3 separate regions of the Homo sapiens genome follow, and all the other regions are linked to region 2. The links are chromatin loops, found by intact Hi-C in ENCODE. Cell type or tissue: heart left ventricle. All regions are shown on one strand.

The links. A loop is a pair of places that touch in the nucleus more often than their neighbours do. Peaks named below come from ENCODE experiments on the same cell type or tissue, not always from the same donor. Only the 100,000 strongest peaks of a DNase experiment are listed, where the experiment ranks them.
Region 1: it touches region 2 in a loop (11-fold over the local background); 5 of 110 quality-filtered maps call a loop at or near these places.
Region 3: it touches region 2 in a loop (12-fold over the local background); 40 of 110 quality-filtered maps call a loop at or near these places.

The regions. Positions count from the first base shown.
Region 1 is chr19:42,773,164-42,781,163 of GRCh38, reverse strand. No RefSeq gene overlaps it. Among named protein-coding and RNA genes, the nearest start is that of PSG8, 11 kb to the right of the region's middle. RefSeq lists enhancers at 6,057-6,557, 6,558-7,058. In heart left ventricle, CTCF peaks have their summits at 3,751 and 3,950 (motif pointing right); a DNase peak (open chromatin) is centred at 3,983; H3K27me3 peaks cover 1,348 bases.
Region 2 is chr19:42,446,067-42,454,066 of GRCh38, reverse strand. The region is part of intron 1 of LIPE-AS1 (LIPE antisense RNA 1); the gene reads right to left. Among named protein-coding and RNA genes, the nearest start is that of CXCL17, 7.1 kb to the right of the region's middle. In heart left ventricle, a CTCF peak has its summit at 3,428 (motif pointing left); a DNase peak (open chromatin) is centred at 3,406; H3K27ac peaks cover 847 bases.
Region 3 is chr19:42,592,418-42,600,417 of GRCh38, reverse strand. It overlaps CEACAM8 (CEA cell adhesion molecule 8), which reads left to right and starts at 5,494. Exons shown (of 6, transcript NM_001816.4): 1 at 5,494-5,653; 2 at 6,518-6,877. The coding sequence starts at 5,590. The region is part of intron 2 of LIPE-AS1 (LIPE antisense RNA 1); the gene reads right to left. RefSeq lists an enhancer at 3,661-4,161. In heart left ventricle, a CTCF peak has its summit at 3,753 (motif pointing right); a DNase peak (open chromatin) is centred at 3,747; H3K27me3 peaks cover 832 bases.

The DNA.
Region 1 (8,000 bases), 330 kb before region 2:
TGGCTTTTCCTTTTGTCCTGTTTCCTGCAGGGCTGACTGCCTTGCTTGGGAGAGGGAAAGGACTTCTTTGCCGGTATTTGGGACTGGATCTCCTCCTCCTCCCACTAAACTCCTGCTTCTCAGCATTTATTCCTGCAGGTCTCTTCTCCCCTGTTCTTCATGCTCCCTGTACCCCACTGTCTCCTACAAGTGATTATCCTCAGTCTCTGCTCATTTGTTTCCCAGATTCAATACCTTATAAAACCCTCTTGATCCTTTTTTATAACATTTCTCACTTTTGTCATTCTCTCCATTCCCACAACCTCAACAACTGCTAGAGGTACTGCTTGACTTATCTCCAGTCTTTGAAATCTTCCTTGTGTATGACTGTCTTATTAGCTTCCTAAATTCTAGTTAACTCACCTATTCAAAAATCTTCAGGGATCTACTCTTGCCTATTTGATAAGTTCACATTTCTTCTCTTTACTAATTTTTGTTGCTTTAAATACTTCTATTCCCTAGTATAATTCCTCCATTCTAATTAAATCTGTCTTTCTACACATCCCTTCCCCTCCACCTGATATACACATAGAATGCTTAGTTCCAATGCTATGGCTGAAAACAGGGTGATCTCCCATCTACCATCTGCAGTATGGGCTTACCCATACCCTTCATCACAAGCAACCTCTCACCTCCCAGAGAACAATGACTCAAGCATTAATGTGTAAACCTGAGACTCAGAACACAACCTACTTGTGATTGAGAACATTTTCCTGATGACCAACTCATATGTTCGTGAAAGATACAAAAATGAAGAAGGCAAGGTTTCTACCCCAAGGAACATAAAGCCTAAGATAGATGATAAGACCCAAAAAATAATTATAATACCAAAATAGAAAAAAGTGAATGCCAAAAGAAATCAGAGAAATCTGAGGGGAAATACAGCTACACATTGGAATCACCAGAAAACATTTTTTTAAATGGATGCCCAAGCCCCACCCATAGGATCCAATTTAATGGTCTAAAGTGAGACTCAGGCATTGGTAATTTTTAAGTCTTCCCAGATGCTACTAATGTGTAACCAGGATAAATAACAGCTGTTCTAATAGGTAAAATTTAGACCTAAATTCATGATTATTAGCTGGGAGTATTGGAATTATCTAGGGAAATTTTTCAGCATACATAAGCCTATACTTTCTTGGCCCAATTCATTAACAGCCTCCACCAAGAACTCAGTAATCCTGTTGAGAAACACAAGCTACATGGAAAAGCCACTTTATTTGATATGTAAAATTATATGAAAAGCATTTTCAAATCATAAATGGTAAAGGATGCTAAACCTTCTCTATGTTATATTTATGGATATGTTACTGATATGATTGTTCCAGAAATTGTATGAGATTCCTAGAAATTAAGTATGTTATCAGCCACAATGTCATATACTACAGAAGTAACTAACTTTTTATGTGAGCTGTGTTATCAATGAATTCTCATCAGAGTTTTAACCATAGTCATTTAAAATCTTTCCCACTAACAGACATTGTTTTTATTCTTCTTCAAAGCATTTCCAATCAGCTACAGTCCAAAATTGCTTCCTTTTCAAGGAGATTTGTAGAAAAGATGCTGACAAGTACTCTTTAATACAAGTTTCCGATAACTTTCACATTATCCCACAGGACTGTCTAAGAACTTCCAAAAACTTTAACTAACAGGCTGATATCTTCATAAAACTCTCAGCCTACCAAGCAGGAAAAACATTGACTTCATTGAAATATTGATAATAATGAGGATAATGTTTTTATGATTTTTATTTGAAAATTTGCTGATTCTTTAAATGGTTTGTATTCTACATTTATGGAATTTTTTTCTTTTAATCTATCTATAGCTTATAGCAGTTCAATAAACTATACTTCTGGGAACAATTATTGAAATATTTACTTTTGCTCTCTACCTGACTGCCCCAGAATTGGGCAACTATTCATGAGAATTGATATGTTTATGGTAATACACATATTTGCACAAGTACAGTAACAATCTGCTCTCTTTGTAACAGGACACATTTCAAATCATTGGTTATATTACCAAGGCTTTGACTGGGATGTTATATTTAAGAATATACATAGAATGAACCAATATGAACTGCAGGCAAAGTCTGAAGTCAGCCTTGGTTTGGCTTCCTATTCTCAAGAGGTTTGTAAAAGTTTAATCTCAGATTCCTTATAAAAACTTAGAGGAAAGAAAATTTTAAAAGAGACCCTACATGGTCCATTGCTACTCTTGCTGCACTTATGTAAAGAATCAGACCACGTTTGAAGAAACTCAACCTATTTTGCAAACAAACTTATTCTACTGAAATTATCATTGGTAAAACTAGAGATGCCCGTAGAGACAAAAATTACGTGGAAAATAAAAACTGTAGTACACCGGTTATGAGATTGCAGCTCTGTTCATTGTTTCTGTGTTTTTATTATCCACCTGTAAACTGAACATTACCCTGAATTCTACTAGTTCCTCCAATTCCATTTTCTCCCATGGAATCACTAAGAGCAAGACCCATTCTGTTCCAGAAGCCCTATAAGCTGGAGGTGGACAACTCAATGTAAATTTCATGGGAAAACCCTTGTACCTGAAGCGTGAGCCACTCAGAACTCACTAAAATGTTTGACACCATAACAACAGCCACTCAAATTGTAAACCAGGACAAGAAGTTGATGACTTCACACTGTGGACAGTTTTTCCCAAGATGTCAGAACAAGACTCCCCATCATGATGAGGCTCTCACCCCTCTTTACTGTCCTTGCTCATGCCTGCCTTTTATTTGGCAGGATAATGCAGTCATTAGAATTTCACATGTAGTAGCTTCTGAGTGTAACAACAGAGTGTCAGATATGTCATCTCCACCTCAAACTTTTACATAACATCTCAGAGGGAAATGTGGCACTCTCCACCTTGCATACAGGGCTCCCAATAGAAATGAACACAGAGATATTGCCTGTGTGTTTGCAGAGAAGATGGTTTCTATAAAGAGTAGGAAAGCTGAAATTATACTAGAGTCCCCTTTAAATCCACATAGTGTGGATGGCTCTCACCATTTCCTAAAAGATACTTTGTAAAACGTGACAATAAGACTGATTCTAGCAGAATAAGACATGTACCACATTTGCTAATACTGTTCTCTTAAAATAATTTTAAAAGAATGGGGTGGGCCCTCCCATGTGTCCAGGCCAGGTCTCTGAACAGAATCCTCCATCTGCAGTAACAATGCCTAAGAAGATGACATGGACTTCGTCCCGATATGCAGCCATTCCTGTGTACCCTTCCCCTGCTGCAGGGCCGTACCAGCCCAAGGCCCAAATCTTCAGCTGCAGAGCTGAGAGAGAACATGGGATACCCAGCATCACTTACCTTCTTCCAGTCCACTGCAGTGGCTACCGGCATCGCCCATGTACCCGTGAGGACACCCATCTGCTGACCCACGGTTTCTAAGAGTCAGACTTTCCTGGCCTCTCTGAGCCTCAGCTACTTTCACTCTGCTGAACCTTTCTTCTCCCCACAGGTGTCATTGCCTTAGCAGACACCTCTTTCAGCTGCAGCTAACAGGCAAGCCAAGACCTAGACCCCAGAGGATAAACAAGGATTTCAAAACCTACTGTGTCCAATGGAGATGCCCACTTGTGGGCGGCAAGCCACCCAGGTGCTGAGGCAAAAGACTGAGGGCACGAGCCATTCCAGTATAATAAAATATAAAAGAAGAATAGTTATACCAGATATAGATCTTAGATATGATTATATGTGAATATCATTAATCATTAGTTGGTAGCAATTACTCTTTATTCCAATATTATAAAAATCCTTGGTCTATAATCATACCCTAGGAAAAGCCAGACGATACAGAGATAGGAGCTGGGGAGACATAGTCAGAAGTGACCAGAAGACAAGAGTGCAAGCCTTCTGTTATGCCCAGACAGGGCCACTAGAGGGCTCCTTCGTCTAGCGGTAATGCCAGCGTCTGGGAAGATGCCCATTGCCAAGCGGACCGTGGTCTAGTGGTAGCCTCGGTGTCAAGGAAAAACACCCACTACTTAGCAGACCAGGAAAGGGAGTCGCCCTTTCCCCGGGGGAGTTTAGAGAAGACTCTACTCCTCCACTTCTTGTGGAGGGCCTGACATTAGTCAGGTCCACCCACAGTTATCCAAAGGCCTGACTGCCTCCCTGTGATGTTGTGCTTCAGTGGACACGCTCCTACTCCCCCTTCATGTTCCATCCAGTACACCAGGCTCTGCCCTTTACTTAGCAATAGCAAATTAGTGAAAGTACTAAAAGTCTCTAATAAGCAGAAATAATGCTGTAAGCTCTCTCTCTTTCTCCTCTCTCTCTCTGCCTTGCCTGCCAGGCAGGGAAGGGTCCCCTGTCCAGTGGACATGTGACACATGTGGCCTTACCTATCATTGGAGATGGCTCACACTCCTTATCCTGACACTTTGTCTTGTATCCAATAAATATCAGTGCAGCCTAGCATTCGGGGCCACTACCGGTCTCCGCATCTTGGTGGTAGTGGTCCCCCAGGCCCATTTGTCTTTTCTTTTGTCTCTTTGTCTTGTGTCTTTATTTCTACAATCTCTCATCTCTGCACACGGGGAGAAAAACCCACCGACCCTGTGTGGCTGGTCCCTACACCCACTGTACAGAGACATAAAGAAGTTGAGATGTATACAACTCCCCCAACAACATTGTATCCCAAAACACTGTCCTCTCTGCCCCTCATCATGGAATTCACTATCTCTCACCATGTGAGCAAGAGCTTCCAGGGTCTCACAATTCTTCCACAAGAGGCAATGCACACTTTAACATAGCACTTCAGCAAATAAAATGGTGACAGTTTACCTGCTTAGATTAAGTTTCTTAAAAGATTCTCCCAAACTTCCCCATGAAGAAGACAGAAAAGGCTTTCCCAATTGTGAAACATTGGCCTCCCCACCTTTCACAAAAGGACCCCTGAATAGCCAAAACAATCTTGCCAAAATAAATTGTAGGACTTGAACTTTCTTATTTGAAATCTCACAAAGGAGTACACTTATTAAAACAGAAGCTGCTGCCAAAGAATAGACGTAAGCTGCTGGCAAAAGAATAGACATAAAGACAAATGGGATAGAATTGAGAGTCTAGAAATAAACCCTCACACTTATGGTGAATTACTCTTTGAAGAGGGTGTCAAGACAATTTAATGGAGGAACAATTCTCCTTTCCAATGATAGTGCAGAAACAACTAGATAACCACATGCAAAACAGTGAATTTAGATAACTCTACCTCCCACCATATCAAACCATTCTCTAAAAAATTCATCAGTGAGTTAAATATAAGACCTATAACAATAAAAACATCTCAAAATAGACATAGAGGTAAATATTGATGACCTCAAATGTGCAATGGATTCTTAGATATGATACAAAAGCATGAGAAACAAGAAAAACAAGATAAATAGGGCTTTATCAAGATGTGAGCATTTTGTGCATCAAAGGAAATTATTAAGACAATAATTAATAGACATAGAATGAGAGAAAATATTTGCAAACCACATATACGCAGTTTTCATGTCCAAATAATATCAAGAACTAGCTACAACTCAATAACAAAAGGACAAACCATCCAGTTTATAAATGGGCAAAAGACTCAAATAGACATTTCTTCAAAGAAGGTATAGAAATAGTCAAGAAGGACATGAAAAGATACTCAACATCATTAGTCATTAGGAAAATACAAAGTCAAAGCTGCAATGGGACACCACACCACACCTACAAAACTGGCTACAATTCTTTTAAAATGTTAAATAACAAGTAGCAGCATTATGTAGAATTTGGAATCCTCATACATTGCTGGTGAGAATATAAAAAGGTACAGCCACTAGGAGAAACAGTTTTGCTGTTCCTCAAAAAGCTAATCACAGAATTCTCATTTGAAACAACATCCATTCCTGGGTATAGGCCCAAAGAATTTAATCCAGGGACTCAAACAGGTACTTACATGGAAATGTTGATTGCAGCATTATTCACAAAAGATAAAATACGAAAATAAGGAGTAGGAGCCAAGATGGCCGAACAGGAACAGCTCCAGTCTACAGCTCCCAGCGTGAGTGATGCAGAAGACGGGTGATTTCTGCATTTCCATCTGAGGAACCGGGTTCATCTCACTAGGGAGTGCCAGACAGTGGGCGCAGGTCAGTGGGTGGGCGCAACGTGCGCAAACCGAAGCAGGGCGAGGCATTGCCTCACTCGGGAAGTGCAAGGGGTCAGGGAGTTCCCTTTCCTAGTCAAAGAAAGGGGTGACAGATGGCACGTGGAAAATCAGGTCACTCCCACCTGAACACTGCGCTTTTCCAATGGGCTTAAAAAACGACACACCAGATTATATCCCGCACCTCTCTCAGAGGGTCCTACGCCCACGGAGTCTGGCTGATTGCCAGCACAGCAGTCTGAGATCAAACTGCAAGGCACCAGCACAGCTGGGGGAGGGGCGCCCGCCATTGCCCAGGCTTACTTAGGTAAACAAAGCAGCTGGGAAGCTCGAACTGGGTGGAGCCCACCACAGCACAAGGAGGCCTGCCTGCCTCTGTAGGCTCCACCTCTGGGGGTAGGGCACAGACAAACAAAAAGACAGCAGTAACCTCTGCAGACTTAAATGTCTCTGTCTGACAGCTTTGAAGAGAGCAGTGGTTCTCCCAGCACACAGCTGGAGATCTGAGAACTGCCAGACTGCCTCCTCAAGTGGGTCCCTGACCCCTGACCCCCGAGCAGCCTAATTGGGAGGCACACCCCAGCAGGGGAAGACTGACACTTCACACGGCCGGGTACTCCAACAGACCTGCAGCTGAGGGTCCTGTCTGTTAGAAGGAAAACTAACAAACAGAAAGGACATCCAAACCAAAAACCCATCTGTACATCACCATCATCAAAGACCAAAAGTAGATAAAACCACAAAGATGGGGAAAAAACACAGCAGAAAAAATGCAAACTCTAAAAAGCAGAGTGCCTCTCCTCCTCCAAAGGAACGCAGTTCCTCACCAGAAACGGAACAAAGCTGGACGGAGAACGACTTTGACGAGCTGAGAGAAGAAGGCTTCAGACAATCAAATTACTCCAAGCTATGGGAGGACATTCAAACCAAAGGCAAAGAAGTTGAAAACTTTGAAAAAAATTTAGAAGAATGTATAATTAGAATAACCAATACAGAGAAGTGCTTAAAGGAGCTAATGGAACTGAAAACCAAGGCTCGAGAACTACGTGAAGAATGCAGAAGCCTCAGGAGCCGATGCGATCAACTGGAAGAAAGAGTATCAGTGATGGAAGATGAAATGAATGAAATGAAGCGAGAATGGAAGTTTAGAGAAAAAAGAATAAAAAGAAATGAACAAAGCCTCCAAGAAATATGAGACTATGTGAAAAGACCAAATCTACATCTGATTGGTGTACATGAAAGTGACGGGGAGAATGGAACCAAGTTGGAAAACACTCTGCAGGATATTATCCAGGAGAACTTCCCCAATCTAGCAAGGCAGGCCAAAGTTCAGATTCAGGAAATACAGAGAACGCCACAAAGATACTCCTCGAGAAGAGCAACTCCAAGACACATAATTGTCAGATTCACCAAAGTTGAAATGAAGGAAAAAATGTTAAGGGCAGCCAGAGAGAAAGGTCGGGTTACCCTCAAAGGGAAGCCCATCAGACTAACAGCTGATCTCTTGGCAGAAACTCTACAAGCCAGAAGAGAGTGGGGGCCAATATTCAACATTCTTAAAGAAAAGAATTTTCAACCCAGAATTTCATATCCAGCCAAACTAAGCTTCATAAGTGAAGGAGAAATAAAATACTTCACAGACAAGCAAATGCTGAGAGATTTTGTCACCACCAGGCCTGCCCTAAAAGACCTCCTGAAGGAAGCACTAAACATGGAAAGGAACAACTGGTACCAGACACTGCAAAATCATGCCAAAATGTAAGGACCATCGAGACTAGGAAGAAACTGC
Region 2 (8,000 bases):
AAGATTAGAATCCTGGAAATCTGCTAGGAAGCCATCCCTGGGATTCACTTTTTAAAAGAACATCCAGTTCCAGGCACAATAAATATATCTGAACATTGGCATGGATCCTTTATAGGAAAATGGGAAGGTTAAAAAGCCCCTGATTGGCCGGGCGCGGTGGTTCATGCCTGTAATCCCAGCACTTTGGGAGGCTGAGGTGGGTGGATCATGAGCTCAGGAGATCAAGACCATCCTGGCTAACACCGTGAAACCCCGTCTCTACTAAAAATACAAAAAATTAGCCAGGCATGGTGGCGGGCGCCTGTAGTCCCAACTACTCAGGAGGCTGAGGCAGAAGAATGGCATGAACCCGGGAGGTGGAGCTTGCAGTGAGCCGAGATCGTGCCATTGCACTCCAGCCTGGGCGACAGAGCGAGACTCCATCTCAAAAAAAAAAAAAAAAAAGCCCCTGATTGGGAAAGTGATGGCTGAGTAGGCTGCTGTCCAATAAAAAGAGAAGGCAGGACCCCAAGTAAAGGGTCCAGCCCTACTGGTCCATTTTCTCTCCAGACTTCAGAGAAACCTTTGCTCCAGTGAAAGCACATACTACATAATTTTAATATCCTAAGCCTGACTGACATGATCTCCTAATTGCCACTGACAGGCAGGGAATTATGAGTGATGTGATATAAATATATGACCACACATACAAAGATGTACACTTCCAGACATGATTGAAAGAACAATTCAGAGAATCCAGGTTAGAGGTACATTAACTCCCCTAAACCACCCTGTCCTCCCCACTTGTTTTTTTTTTTTTTTCTTGGTCTATCACCCAGGCCAGAGTGCAACAGCGTGATCATAGTTCACTGCAGCTTTGAGCTCCTGGGTTCAAACGATCCTCACACCTCAACCTCCAAAGTAGCTGGGACTACAGGCACACACCACCACACCCAGCTAATTTTTTTTTTGTAGAGATGGGGTCTCCCTATGTTGCCCACACTCCCACTTGGTCTTTTGTCCCCAGTCTCTTCTGAAGTAAGAGAGTAAAGACTGTTGTAATTTTAACGAAACAAGAAAGTGTGTACACATCTCCTGTAACCAGGCTGTTTAAGCAATAAGATATTGAGTTCAACTTCCTCAGTTATTATCTTGGCATTTCCATAAAGAGATATCATCAATCTCTCCCTTAGAGGGACCACTGATATCGTGCAAAAGGAAACACCAATTTAACCAAAACCCAGAGGCAGGAAGGACCCTGACAAGAGCAATCCCTAAGGTATTCACATGCCTGCCAGGGTCTGGTGCAGCTGGTGCAGGAGGAACTGCCGCTGGGACTAGCTGAAAAAAAGAGACGGCAGCTCTAACACTCAGTGGGTAGTAAGAAAAGTATTCATTCAATTAACCTTCAATTCGCACACATCCAATACCCTTCCAGCCTCCCTATGGGGTCTCACTGAGAGGGCTGGCATGTAATTAAATGCCCATACATAGGTAAAATAATTTATAGAAGCGAGGGATCAACTGGGTCAGGAATGGCTGGGAAAGGTTTCATGGAACAGACGGGATTCAGGTGAGGTCCTGAAGGGTTCAACCTTAGGAAAGCAGAGACAAGGAGAAACACACGCCAAGGAAACCAGGTGGCAGGCACTGCTGTAGATGCTAGCTTTGAAGAGGGTCTCAGGAATGAGAGCGGGTTTGCAGATGTCGTTTTACTTTTTTTTTAATTTTTACATTTGGGGGTACATAGTAGGTATATATATTTATGAGGTACAGATGATTTTTTATTTACTCCTCTCAACCACCATGTGGGGTTATTTCACAGGAGGATGCTGATCCTCAAAAAGGTGAAGTAACTTGCCAAGGTTGTTGGTGGATGTTGGATTAGAAACTCAGTGAGTCTAACACCAGAGCCCATACCACCACCACTACCACTGAGAGAGACCAGAACAGAGTATGTGTAGGGAACAGGAAGGAACAGGGAGAGCTAGAGCAGAAAGAGATGGTTTAAAAACAGGGAAGTGGCCAGGCGCGGTGGGCTCACGCCTGTAATCCCAGCACTTTTGAGGCTGAGGCAGACAGATCATGAGATCAGGAGATCGAGACCATCACCACCCTCGCTAACACGGTGAAACCCCGTCTCTACTAAAAATACAAAAAATTAGCCAGGCATGGTGGCAGGCACCTGTAGTCCCAGCTACTAGGGAGGCTGAGGCAGGAGAATGGCGTGAATCCGAGAGGCGGAGCTTGCAGTGAGCCGAGATGGTGCCACTGCACTCCAGCCTGGGCAACAGAGCAAGACTCTGTCTCAAAAACAAAAACAAAAACAAAAACCAGGGAAGTTAGGTAAGCTTGCTAAAGGGGGATCATACATATGTTATAGAGGCATGAACACTGGACACAGACATTCGAACTTGATCTTGTGAATTACAGAAGAGTCAGTGAAGGTTTTGAGTAAGGGGAAAACCAGTCAAAGTGACATGTTGAGCCAAGCCCAGAGTGGGTGATAAAAATGGGGTTCTGAGTTCCTAAGCTAAAGAGATGCCACCAACAACAGTGAAGGGGCCATGTGATGCATGAGGCAAGGACTGGACAAAGAGGCTGAAGCCCTGGGTTTAAACGCAAAAAGTCATGCGGTGAGGGCATGGCTATGGAGGGCAAGCTCTATTCCATCTCCACACCTCAGTCTCTCCCCATCCATAAATCAGATGCAGTGAGAATTAATCTCTAAATGATACTCAAGCCTTGCTACTCAAAGTGTGCTCCACCAACCAGCAGCAATGACATCGTCCAAATGCTCCTTAGAAATGCAGAATCTTGTGAAAATGCCAATCATAAAAAAAAGAAATGCAGACTCTCAGGCCCCACCAGAAGAATCAGAATCTGCATTTAAACAAGATCTTTGGGTGATCTGTGAGCACATTAAAGTTTGTGAAGCATTTCTACCAGACTTTTTAATTTTGTATTCATTTTTGGAGTTTTTTGAGACAGAGTCTCATTCTGTCACCCAGGCTGGATGGAACGCAGTGACAGGATCATAGCTTAATGCAGCCTGGACCTCCTGGGTTCAAGGGAATCCTCCTGCCTCAGGCTCTCAAGTAGCTGGGACCACAGGCATGTGTCACCGTGCCCGGCTAATTTTTTTATTTTTTGTAGAGATGAGGTCTCACCATGTTGCCCAGGCTGGTCTGGAACTCCTGGGCTCAAACCATCCTCCTGCTTCAGCCTCCCAAAGTGTTGGGATTACAGGCATGAGCCACCACACATGGCACTTCCAGTTCTCAAATGCAATTACTTCACACTCACCTCAAATTCTGTTACTTCACAGGATAAAAAAAGGAAAATAAAGTTTACCTTTAGCCTCATTCATGCCCTTAATCCTAACAGCACCTTAGACTGGCCCACGTCCAAGCAGAGGTCTTAGGAAACACCAGTGAGGCAGTGCTGCCACCTTGTGACCATCATCAGTAAATGCACTTAAACCTTGTCACCAGTAAAGGAAGTGGGAGGGCTGGCAAGAGCAAAGGGTAGGAGGTAAAGTCCAGGTCACAAAGGAGATAAAATCACAATCGCCCACAAAGACAGGAAGTAACTGTCAGAGAGCTCAGCCTGCATCATAGGGCCGTGTCTCATTGCAAAAGACAGTTTGTATAATACCTAATATGTGGTATCAGTGGGAAACCTAGTTTCAAGCCAAGCTCTGCCCTTGTAACCTTAGAAATCACTCTAACAGGTATTTTCAGACACCCAGCTCAGGCCTGAACTCCACCAGTAAACTTGTAATTTCCCAAGGAAACTTACTTTACTGTGACAGTTCTTTTCCATCCTGAGCCAAAATGTGTCTGATACACACTCACCAATTCTCATCCTACTCTCTGTAGGCTGAAATAAGTCAAACTTCATACCCCTTACCGCCCTCAATCTTCAGGAAAGGTAGAACGGACTAATGGTCTTTTAAAGACATACCTCACCAAGCTCAGTCTCCAACTTAAAAAGGACTGGACAGTACTTTTACCTCTTGCCCTTCTCAGAATTAGAGCCTGTCCTCGAGATGCTACAGGGTACAGTCCATTTGAACTTTTACATGGACACACTTTCTTGCTCGGCCCCAACCTTGTCCCAGACACCGGCCCTCTAGGCAACTATCTTCCAGGCCTCCAGCAGGCTAGACAGGAAATTCCCCAGGCTGCTAATCTTCTCTTGCCTACTCCAGATTCCCAGCCATATGAAGACACCCTAGCTGGACAACCCGTTCTTGTTAAGAATCTGACCCCTCAAACTCTACAACCTCAATGGACTGGACCCTACTTAGTCATCTCTAGCACCCCAACTGCTGTCCGCCTGCAGGATCCTCCCCATTGGGTTCACCATTCCAGAATAAAGCTGTGTCCATCAAACAGCCAGCCTAATCTCTCCTCTTCCTCCTGGAAGTCGCAAGTACTCTCCCCTACTTCCCTTAAACTCACTTGTATTTCTGAAGAACAGTAATAACCCTCATGAGCCTAATACGTCCCTTCATTCTACTAGGTCTGTTCATCCTTACCCTACTTTTTGCAACAGGGCTTTATGCAGTCACCCCCACTACTTGGACTGCACCCCAAAAAACTTGTCATCCCTACTATCTTCTGTCTAGTCATACTCTTATTCACCGTTCTCAACTACTCATAAATGCCCTGCTCTTGTTTACACTGCCAGTTTACACTGTTCCTCCAAACCATCACAGTGGATATCTCCTGGTGCTATCCCCAAACTGCCACTCTTAACTCCCTCTTAGAGTGGATAGATGATCTTTGCTGGCAGGGCACCCTCCAATACTTCCACCCTGATGAAGTTCTATTCTTTACTTTTATACTCACTCTTATTCTCATTCCCATTCTTATGCCACCCTCTACCTCTCCCCAGCTATCTCCACCACACTATCAGTCTCATTCACTCTCTCCTAGCCGTCTCTGATCCCTCCTTAGAGAACAATTGCTGGCTTTGCATTTCCCTTTCTTCCTGTGCCTACACAGCTGTCCCCGCCTTACATACAGACTAAGCAACATCTCCTGTCTCCCTACACCTCCGAACTTCCTTTAACAGCCCTCACCTTAACCCTCCTAAAGAAATTCTTTACTTTCTAGACAGGTCCAGCAAGACCTCCCCAGACATTTCACATCAGCAAGCTGCCGCCCTTCTCCGCACTTACTTAAAAAATCTTTCTCCTTATATTAATTCTACTCCCCCCATATTTGGACCCCTCACAACACAAACTACTATTCCTGTGGCCACTCCTTTATGTATCTCTTGGCAAAGACCCACTGGAATTCCCCTAGGTAACCTTTCACCTTCTCCGTGTTCCTTCACTCTTCATCTCCAAAGCCCAACTACACATATCACTGAAACAATTGGGGCCTCCCAGCTCCATATTACAGAAAAGCCCTCTATCAATACTGGCAAACTTAAAAACATTAGCAGTTATTATTTCCTAGGAAGACACTTACCCTGTATTTCACTCCATCCTTGACTACCTTCCCCTTGCTCGTCAGACTCTCCTCCCAGGCCCTCTTTTTGTTTGCTTATACCCAGCCCTGTAAATAACAGTGAAAGGTTGCTCGTAGACACTCAACGTTTTCTCATACACCATGAAAATCGAACCTCCCCCTCTATGCAGTTACCCCATCAGTCCCCATTACAACCTCTGATGGCTGCCGCCCTAGCTGGATCCCTAGGAGTCTGAGTGCAAGACACCTCTTTTAGTATTCCTTCTCATCTTTTTACTTTGCATTTCCAGTTTTGCCTTGCACAAGGTCTCTTCTTCCTCTGTGGATCCTCTGCCTACATGTGTCTACCTGCTAATTGGACAGGCACATGCACACTAGTTTACCTTACTCCCAAAATTCAATTTGCGAATGGGACTGAAAAGCTTCCTGTTCCTCTCATGACACCGACATGACAAAAAAAAAGGTTATTCCACTAATTCCCTTACTTGTCGGTTTAGGACTTTCTGCCTCCGCTATTGCGCTCAGAACTGGAATAGCAGGCATTTCAGCCTCTGTCACGACCTTCCAGAGCCTCTCTAATGACTTCTCTGCTAGCATCACAGACATATCACAAACTCTATGAGTCCTTCAGGCCAAGGTTGACTCTTTAGCTGCAGTTGTCCTCTAAAACCGCCGAGGCCTTGACTTACTCACTGCTGAAAAAGGAGGACTCTCTATATTTTTAAATGAAGAGTGTTGCTTTTACCTAAATCAATCTGGCCTAGTATATGACAATATAAAAAAAAACTCAAGGATATAGCCCAAAAACTCGCCAACAAGCAAGTAATTATGCTGAACCCCCTTGGGCACTCTCTAATTGGACATCCTGGGTCCTCCCAATTCTTAGTCCTCTGGTACCTCTTTTTCTCCTCTTATTCGGGCCTTGTGTCTTCCGTTTGGTTTCTCAATTCACACAAAACCACATTCAGACCATCACTAATCATTCTATATGACAAATGCTACTTTTAACAACCCCATAGTACCATCCTCTGCCCCAAGATCTCCCCACAGCCTAAACTCCTATTCCATGTAACCTATTATAAAATTTTCTTTAAGGTCCACACAGCCCTTAATCCTGCTCGAAGCAGCCCTGAGAAACATGGCCCATTATCTCTCCATACCACCCCAAAAACAATTTTTTCGCCACCCCAACACTTCAACACTATTTTGTTTTATTTTTCTTATTAATATAAGAAGACAGGAATGTCAGGCCTCTGAACCCAAGCCTGCATGTATACATCCAGATGGCCTGAGGCAACCGACAAGTACAAAAGAAGGGAAACAGCCAACTCCTATCTTAACCGATTGACCAACCTTATGACATTCTGTCATGACTTGATCCTGCCCTGTCCCAATTGATCTACTGATCAACCTCGTGACATTCTTCTTCTGGACAATGAGTCTTATGATCTCCCCACCATGCCCGCAAGAGAAAAACCCCCTTTAACTGTAACTTTCCACTGCTTACCCTAGTCCTATAAAACTGCCCCATCCCTAACTCCCTTCACTGACTCTCTTTTTGGACTCAGCCTGCCTGCACCAGGTGATTAAAAGCTTTATTGCTCACACAAAGCCTGTTTGGTGGTCTCTTCACATGGATGCATGTGACACTAACATTTTTTCTTTTCCTTTTTTTTTTTTTTTTTTTTGAGATGGAGTCTGGCTCTGTCACCCAGGATGGAGTGCAGTGGCACAATCTTGGCTCACTGCAACCTCCCCCTCCTGGGTTCAAGCAATTTTCCTGCCTCAGCCTCCTGAATAGCTGCGATTACAGGTGCCCGCCACTGCGCCCGGCTAATTTTTGTATTTTTAGTAGAGACAGGGTTTTGCCATGTTGGCCAGGTTGGTCTCAAACTCCCGACCTCAGGTGATCTGCCTGCCTCAGCCTCCCAAAGTGTTGAGATTACAGGCATGAGCCAATGCACCCAGCCAAGTCTAACACTTTTTTATACAACCGACCTTCAAATATTGGTAAACATCCTTGGCCGGGCACAGTGGCTCATGCCTGTAATCCCAGCACTTTGGGAGGCCAAGGTGGGTGGATCACCTGAGGTCAGGAGATCGAGATCAGCCTGACCAACATGGAGAAATCCTGTCTCTACTAAAAATACAAAAAAAAATAGCCAGGCATGGTGGCGCATGCCTGTAATCATAGCTACTTGGGAGGCTGAGGCAAGGAGAATTGCTTGAACCTGGGAAGCAGAGGTTGCGGTGAGCCAAGATTGTACCATTGCACTCCAGCCTGGGCAATAAGAACAAAACTTCGTCTCAAAAATAAAAATAAAAAAATAAAAAAACAACCTCTATGTGCCACCTACCCCATCTTCCCTCGGCCGTTTCCCACGTAGGGTCACCTGAAGCCCCACACCCACTGCTCACTTTCCCACGGGCAAGTGAAGTGCAGCAACCACAGCCTACACTCTGAATCCTAGGGGTGTTCCCCAGAGCAGCAGAGCCACAGGAACCCCATCCCCGTCCTGGCACCTCACCCCTATCTAG
Region 3 (8,000 bases), 150 kb before region 2:
GGGAGGGAGGAGAGAAGAGTCCTGTAAGCCAGTGGCTTTACTGGGTCCACAGAGTTATCCGACAGGTTTACAACAGGGAGCTTTAATGGACAGGTTTAAAACAAGTGAACACTGGGTCAAGGAGATCATACTGTGACTGAGAGGTGGTCACTTTAAATTTGAGGACAAATGTCAGAATGATCAGTTTAAAGGAAGCAGCTGGAGGGAGGGGAGCCCAGGAGAGATGCCTCTAAGATTTTATCTCTGGCCACCAACTGGAGCCTTTTTGACCGGGTACAGTATTGGAAACTGTCATGGTGACCAAGTCCTGCCTCTGATATGAGGCAGTTAAGCTTACACCTTAAGAAATGGATGCCAAGGACACATGAAATTATGAGCACTCACAACACCCAGGAACACAAACAGTGGGTTGCTGTGCCCCAGAACCAGGTGCTGTGCCCCAGAATTTGTCCCTGACAACAAGAAATGAAGATGATTTGTCCCTGCTCCCCCTGCTCCCCTAACATTGATATTCCCGCCCTGCACCTCCCTCTTCTGCTCCCAAACCCCTGCCCAGTGCTCAGCTCAAGGCATCATTGCACCCCGGGCATACACAGTACAACCTACTGCACACAAACACAAACTCACAGAAGGTGACACAAAATCTGCATTTGGAACATCTGACTGTGAAAGAGGCAGGGCAGTGAACTTGCAATCACAGAGACGGACTCATGGGTCTGGAATGTGATGGAGTTCTCCTATACACCAACAGTGACCAGGCTGAGAATCAAATCAAGAACTCAACTCCTTTTACAATACTGGAAAAAAATACTTAGCAATATACCTAACCAAGGTGGTAAAAGATCTCTACAAGGAAAACTACAAAACACTCCTGAAATAAATCAGAGATGACACAAACAAATGGAAATACATCCCATGCTCATGGATGGGTAGAATCAATATTGTGAAAATGACCATACTGCCAAAAGCAATCTACAAATCCAATGCAATTCCCATCAAAATACCACCATTATTCTTCACAGAACTAGAAAAAAAAATTCTAAAATTCACATAGAACCAAAAAGAGCCCACACAGCCAAAGCAAGACTAAGCAAAAAGAACAAATCTGGAGGCATCACATTACCTGATTCCAAACTATACTATAAAGCCATAGTCACCAAAACAGCATGGTACTAGTATAAAAATAGGCAGATGAAACAATAGAACAGAACAGAGAACCCAGAAACAAACCCAAATACTTACAGTCAACTGATCTTTGACAAAGCAAACAAAAACATAGTGTGGAAAAATGACACCCTATTCAACAAATGGTGCTGGAATAATTGACAAGCCACATGTAGAAGAATGAAAGTGGATCCTCATCTCTCACCTTATACAAAAATCAACTCAAGATTGATAAGGACTTAAATCTAAGACCTGAAACTATAAAAATTATAGAAGATAACATCAGAAAAACCCTTCTAGACATTGGCTTAGGAAAGAGTTCATGACAACCCAAAAGCAAATGCAATAAAAACAAAGATAAATAGCTGGGACTTAATTAAACTAAAGAGCATTTGCACGACAAAAGGAACAGTCAGCAGAGTAAACAGACACCCCACAGAGTGGGAGAAAATCTTCACAATCTATACATCTGACAAAGGACTAATATCTAGAATCTATAATGAACTCAATCAAATTAGCAAGGAAAAAACAAACAAACAATCCCATCAAAAAGTGGGCAAAGGACATGCATAGACAATTCTTGAAGAAAGATATATAAATGGCCAATAAACATATAAAAATACTCAACATCACTAATAATCAGGGAATGCAAATCAAAACCACAATGCAATACCACCTTTCTCCTGCAACGATGGCCATAATAAAAAATAATAGATGTTGGTATGAATGTTGTGAAAAGGGAACACTTCTACACTGCTGGTGGGAATGTAAACTAGTGCAACCATTATGGAAACCAGTGTGGAGATTCCTTAAAGAACTAAAAGTAGAACTACCATTTGATCCAGCAATCCCACTTTTGGTATCTACCCAGAAGAAAAGAAGTCATTATACAAAAAGATACTTGCACATGCATGTTTATAGCAGCACAATTTGCAATTGCAAAAATGTGGAACCAACAAAAATGTCCATCAATCAATGAGTGGATAAAGAAACTTGGTATGTATATATATGTGTGTGTGTGTGTGTGTGTGTGTGTGTGTGTGTGTGTGTGTATGATGGAATACTACTCAGCCATAAAAAGGAATGAATTAATGGCATCCTCAGCAACCTGGATGGGATTGAAGACTATTATTCTAAGTGAAGTGACTCAGGAATGGAAAACCAAACATCGTATGTTCTCATTCATAAGTGGGAGCTAAGTGATGAGGATGTAAAGGCATAAGAATTACAAAATGGATTTTGGGGACTCAGGTAAAAAGGGTGGGAAGGGAGTGAGGGAAAAAATACTACAAATTGGGTTCAGTGTATACTGCTTGGGTGATGGGTGCACCAAAATCTCAAAAATCACCACTAAAGAACTTACTCATGTAACCAAATACCAATCGGTTCCCCAAAAAACCTATGTAAATAAAATATATATTTTTTAAAAAAAGAAAAAGAGGGGTAGATCTTGATGACTTCGAATGTGGTAATGGATTGTTAGATATGACACAAAAGCATGAGCAACAACAAGGAAAAAGAGATAAATTAAGCCTTATGAAGATGCAAGCCTTTTGTGCATCAAAGGACATTATGAAGAAAGTGAAAAGACCAGGCACAGAATGGGAGAAAAAATTTGCAAATTACATATAGAAGAGCTTCCTGTCCAGAATATATAAAGAACTGCTACAACTCAATAACAAAAAGACAAACCACCCCGTTTATAAATGGGCAAAAACTCAAATAGACATTTCTTCAAAGAAGATATACAGGCCGGGTGCAGTGGCTCATGCCTGTAATCCCAGCACTTTGGGAGGCTGAGGCAGGTAGATCACAAGTTCAGGAGTTTGAGACCAGCCTGGCCAGCATGGTGAAACCCCACCTCTACTAAAAATACAAAAATTAGCCCGGCATGGTGGTGCACGCTTGTAGTCCCAGCTACTTGGGAGGCTGAGGCAGGAGAATCGCTTGAACTCAGGAAGTGGAGGTGATATATGAATGTACATATATACACTCTACCACAATTTTTTGAAAAGTCTTTGGTGAAGAAAACCTACTACGTAAAACATACCCACCCTAATCAGATAGCCCTCATACACTTACATGCAGTCCCTACATGACCTTATCCACAGAGAGATTCAAGGATTCAGAGACATGAAACTGCCCAGCCAACTGCAGATGCACAACATAAATGTATTTGCAAAGAGACTGAGAGTTAAGCTGGAGACACAGACCTCAGCACTGCCAGGACTCTCACCCTCCCCCATGGATTCTGACTTTATCTTACTTGGCGCATTATTCAGATCTTGTTGTGGAGTTGGGGCAGGGTAGGTCATAAAGCCTGACCCCAGGACACTCTGTGTGAGCACATGAGCCACACACACCCCATTAGATCTCCACACACAGCTGTGACCATTGTGAGGAGGACTAACACAGGCTCAGAGATCACACCAGAGAATCAGCCACAGAGAAAAACACGGATGTGGAATGTGATGGAGCTCGACATAACATGTGGGTGACCTCGTGTGAAATGTGCAGATCCATGTGGAATAAAACACGCAGCCGGACCTGGGACTGCGGCCACCCACACTTCCCTTCCAGTCCACCAGAGGGCGACAGAGTCCCTCCAGCCTGGAGCCTTCCCAGGGGCTGCTGACCTCCCTCAGCGGAACCCACAGCCCAGCAGGGTCCACCCTCACCAGGGCACCTCGGCCCACGTCCTCCTTACCCTCCAAGCTCCCCATACGGACTCTGTCAGCTCCTCCCTGCAGCCAGGCAGCCGGCAACATGAGGCCGCCCCCTCTGCAGGCAGCTCCTGCCCCACACACCCAATCCTTCCCTGGGCCTAGTTAAGGCATCTCCCAGGGCAGCGCTGGTGCACGGGATGCCACACTGGGCGCTTTCCCCTCGTGACCTCCCTCCATCCTCATCAACTCTTTCTGTGACTGCTCCCTAAATACCCGCCCCTGCTCCGTGTGTCCTGTTCTCTACGGCATGGCAGGCTGAGCCCAGCGCTGACAGAACCACAGCTGCCTGAGGGCCCACAGTGCCTCTGGGGAATCAGCCAGGCACCCTATGACCTTCCCTCTGCACCCCAGGAGGCTCGGAGAGTATGTGATGGTCACGCCCAGGCACTGTCTGGGATGTAGCCACCTGCCCCCTGCTGTCCTTCGTGAAGCCAGGAGGGAGGACAGCGCTCTCTCATGTACACAAGCTGGGGGGCAAGGAATGAGCTCCCTTTGTTCCCAGAACATGGCCCACCCCTACCTGCCCTCTCAGGTGTGAGCAACGTCCCCCCAGACGGGCTCCCCGGCCGCTGCCCATCCTTTCTCTACACAGAGGGGCCTGACCAGGTCCAAACCCTTAGGACAGACCCCAGGGGATATCAGCATGGGGAGGGCTGAGCCCATCCTGGCTGCAGAGTAAGTTGGGATGAGTCTCTCCAGCTCTGAGCCCCTGCTCTGTCCCAGGCTCCCTCTCCTGGATCTCAGAGAGCACTGTCTTGTGGGGCCCCTGGGCAACTCCCCACTTCCTGCTGCACCAACCATAGGGAAGGTGGGGTGACCACAGGACAGTCAGCCGGGCGAAAACAGAGGACACCCAAGATGGTCAGAGAGAACATGGAAGGCCCGAGCCCCAGCTCAGCTGCCAGAACCCAAAGAGCAAGAGAATGGCTGATACCTGTCCCTGATGACCACTAGGCCCACAGCCCCCACTGACCAACCAGAACAGCCCTCTCTCTCAGGAGGCATAAGAGATTATTTGCCCTGCACACCACCAGTAAGGACAGTCCCCTCTGGGATATCCAGGGCATTGAATGTCCATCCTTGGAAGCTGCAACCAAGCTTGACACAATGAGAGAGGGGGAGGATCCCTCTCACCAGTGAGCACACACCTCCCCAAAGCTCAGTGGTGGTGTCCCTGTGACAGGGTCCTTGCGGAGCGCTGACCTCCTGATCTGAAGGGAAGAGCCAGATGGGGATGGGAGAGGGCAGGGGGAGCGACTGTGCACCCCGACCTGGAGACATAGGCTGCAGGATGCTGAGGGCACAGGGCTGTGCTCACCCAGTCTCCAGGGTGTATGTGTGACTGTGTGTGTCTCTTTGTGTATGTGTGTGTCTCTGTGTGTGTGTGTCTGCATAGTGTGTGCAGAGGTTGGGTGAGAGAATCACTGCTGAAGGAGTCAGAGACCTCAGCAATTCCCAGGGGCCTGAAACACAGACAGAAAATAAAGGGAAAGGAGGGACAGGGAGGCAGGACTGAGAGGGGAGGGGACAGAGAGGTGTCCTGGGCACAGACCCCGCCCATGAGCCTGAGAAGTGCTCCTGCCCCGGGAAGAGGCTCAGCACAAAAGGAGGAAGGACAGCACAGCTGACAGCCGTGCTCAGAAAGTTTCTGGATCCCAGGCTCATCTCCACAGAGGAGAACACGCAGGCAGCAGAGACCATGGGGCCCATCTCAGCCCCTTCCTGCAGATGGCGCATCCCCTGGCAGGGGCTCCTGCTCACAGGTGAGGAGAGGACTTCCTGGGAAAGGACAGGAGGAGGAAACACAGTGACTGGCTGGGGTCTCCTGGGGAGGACGGGGCTCTGAGAGGGGACAGAGGACTTCTGTTGGAGCCTTAATAGAGGAGAGGACACAAGAGAGGGGAAGGGGTCACAACAGGAAAATCACATTGAACTGGAATTGGTAAGAGGCAGGAACATCTCAAGTGTTCCATATTCCTGGTTAATCATCACTGGCCACTACATTTTGAAAAATGATAATAATAACCATACCAGATGACACTTCAAATAAAGCATAACCAGGGTATGAAACATTGTCCTCAGCCAACAATGTCAGACATTGGCAAATAAGCCTCAGGAAGCAGAGGGCCCAGGGAATGCTCAGGAACTCATCCACAGGAGTCTGAAGCCTGTCCCAGGCACTGGGGTGCAGCCAACACCACACAAGTCCCTGCCCTCACAGAGCTCACACTCTCCTGGGGAGGAAGACAGACAAAGAGATCTAGAATGTGAGGTCAGGCGCTGACAGGAGCCCTGGAAGGAACACAGCAGGGAAAGGTCAGAAAGGGAAGACCCAGTGTCTCTAGAGGAGGTGTCAGAGAAAGGGTCTCCCAAGGATGCCCTGATGTGAGCAGGATCTGAGGGCAGTGTGGAGGGAGCCGTGCAGAACCCTGAAGAAGAGGATTCCACCAGGGAAATGCCAAGGTCAGAGGTGTTGAAGAAATGGGGGCTGTGCTGCTGACATTGACTCAGTAGGACACACACACATACACACACATAAAAACACACAAACTCCAAAGCTGATGTCCCCATTTTTCTACTCCAATACATATGTTGCAATATTGCTTGATGCTCTCTCCCCCTCCTAGCCTCACTTTTCACCTTCTGGAACCCGCCCACCACTGCTCAGCTCACTATTGAAGCTGTGCCATCCAATGCTGCAGAGGGGAAGGAGGTTCTTCTACTTGTCCACAATCTGCCCCAGGACCCTCGTGGCTACAACTGGTACAAAGGGGAAACAGTGGATGCCAACCGTCGAATTATAGGATATGTAATATCAAATCAACAGATTACCCCAGGGCCTGCATACAGCAATCGAGAGACAATATACCCCAATGCATCCCTGCTGATGCGGAACGTCACCAGAAATGACACAGGATCCTACACCCTACAAGTCATAAAGCTAAATCTTATGAGTGAAGAAGTAACTGGCCAGTTCAGCGTACATCGTGAGTGATTCCCCATGACCTCTGGGTGTTGGGGGTCAGTTCTACTTCCCACACACAGGATTGTTAGGCCTGGGCTGTGCCCATGTCCCTCTCTGCATTACATCCCACTTTAGGGTTTGGACATTTAGTGCAGGACACACTCAGGGGAGACAGACTTCCACAGACCAGAATTCCTTTCCTGCATCCAGACCCTGCAGACACTCACGGCAGAGGAATGACAGTCTGATGGGGGGACTCAGCAGAAGGAGATCAGACTCAGCCAGGCACCCCGTGCCCTCCCCATGGACCTGACCCTGAGAAAAACTCTAAAGAACTGGGTCAGGGCCTGACCTGAGGGGCTCCCTGGGATCCTGGGATCCTCACAGAGAAGTTCATCCCTGGAAGCCCCTGCTCCAGACCCCTGTCCCAGGATCCTGACTCCAGGTAACCCTGGGAAACCTGTGCCAGCACTGGGTTGTAGCCTCCTGGGCAGGGCCAACTAGGAGCAAAGATTTACCAGCCATCCAAGGGCTGTGGCTCCTGGAGCTGCTCACCAGCCAGGGCTTAGACCCCAGAGCCTCATCTGGGCAAGGACAGAGTCTTGTCCTTCACCTGAGACTCAGAGTGGAGAGGACAGATGGACAAGCTTCTTAGGCCATCAGCCAACTGGCCTGGGAGGCTTAGGAGACTCCATAGAAAGTTCAGTGTCCCCAGGGACAGAAATAGAAGAAAGATGTTCCTAACAGCAACTTGTCCAGCAGGGATCATGCCAAGGGGACCCTCTCATGGAGGCAAATAATAACCCGTGCTGTTTGTGTGAGCGCCTCCTCTGTGCAAGCTTCAGGTCAGGTGACTATGGATAATTTAATGCTAATTCATAGAAAACCTGGCAGAAAATATCATTTTCCTATTGAGAAAGAAATAATAATTCTTTTTATTTCTTTTTTTTTTTTTTTTTTTTTTTGAGACGGAGTCTCTGTGGCCAGGCTGGAGTGCAGTGGTGCGATCTCAGCTCACTGCAACCTCTGCCTCCCGGGTTCAAGCGATTCTCCTGCCTCAGCCTCCCGAGTAGCTGGGACTACAGGTGCATGCCACCACCCCTAGCTAATTTTGGTATTTTTATTAGAGACAGAGTTTTACCATG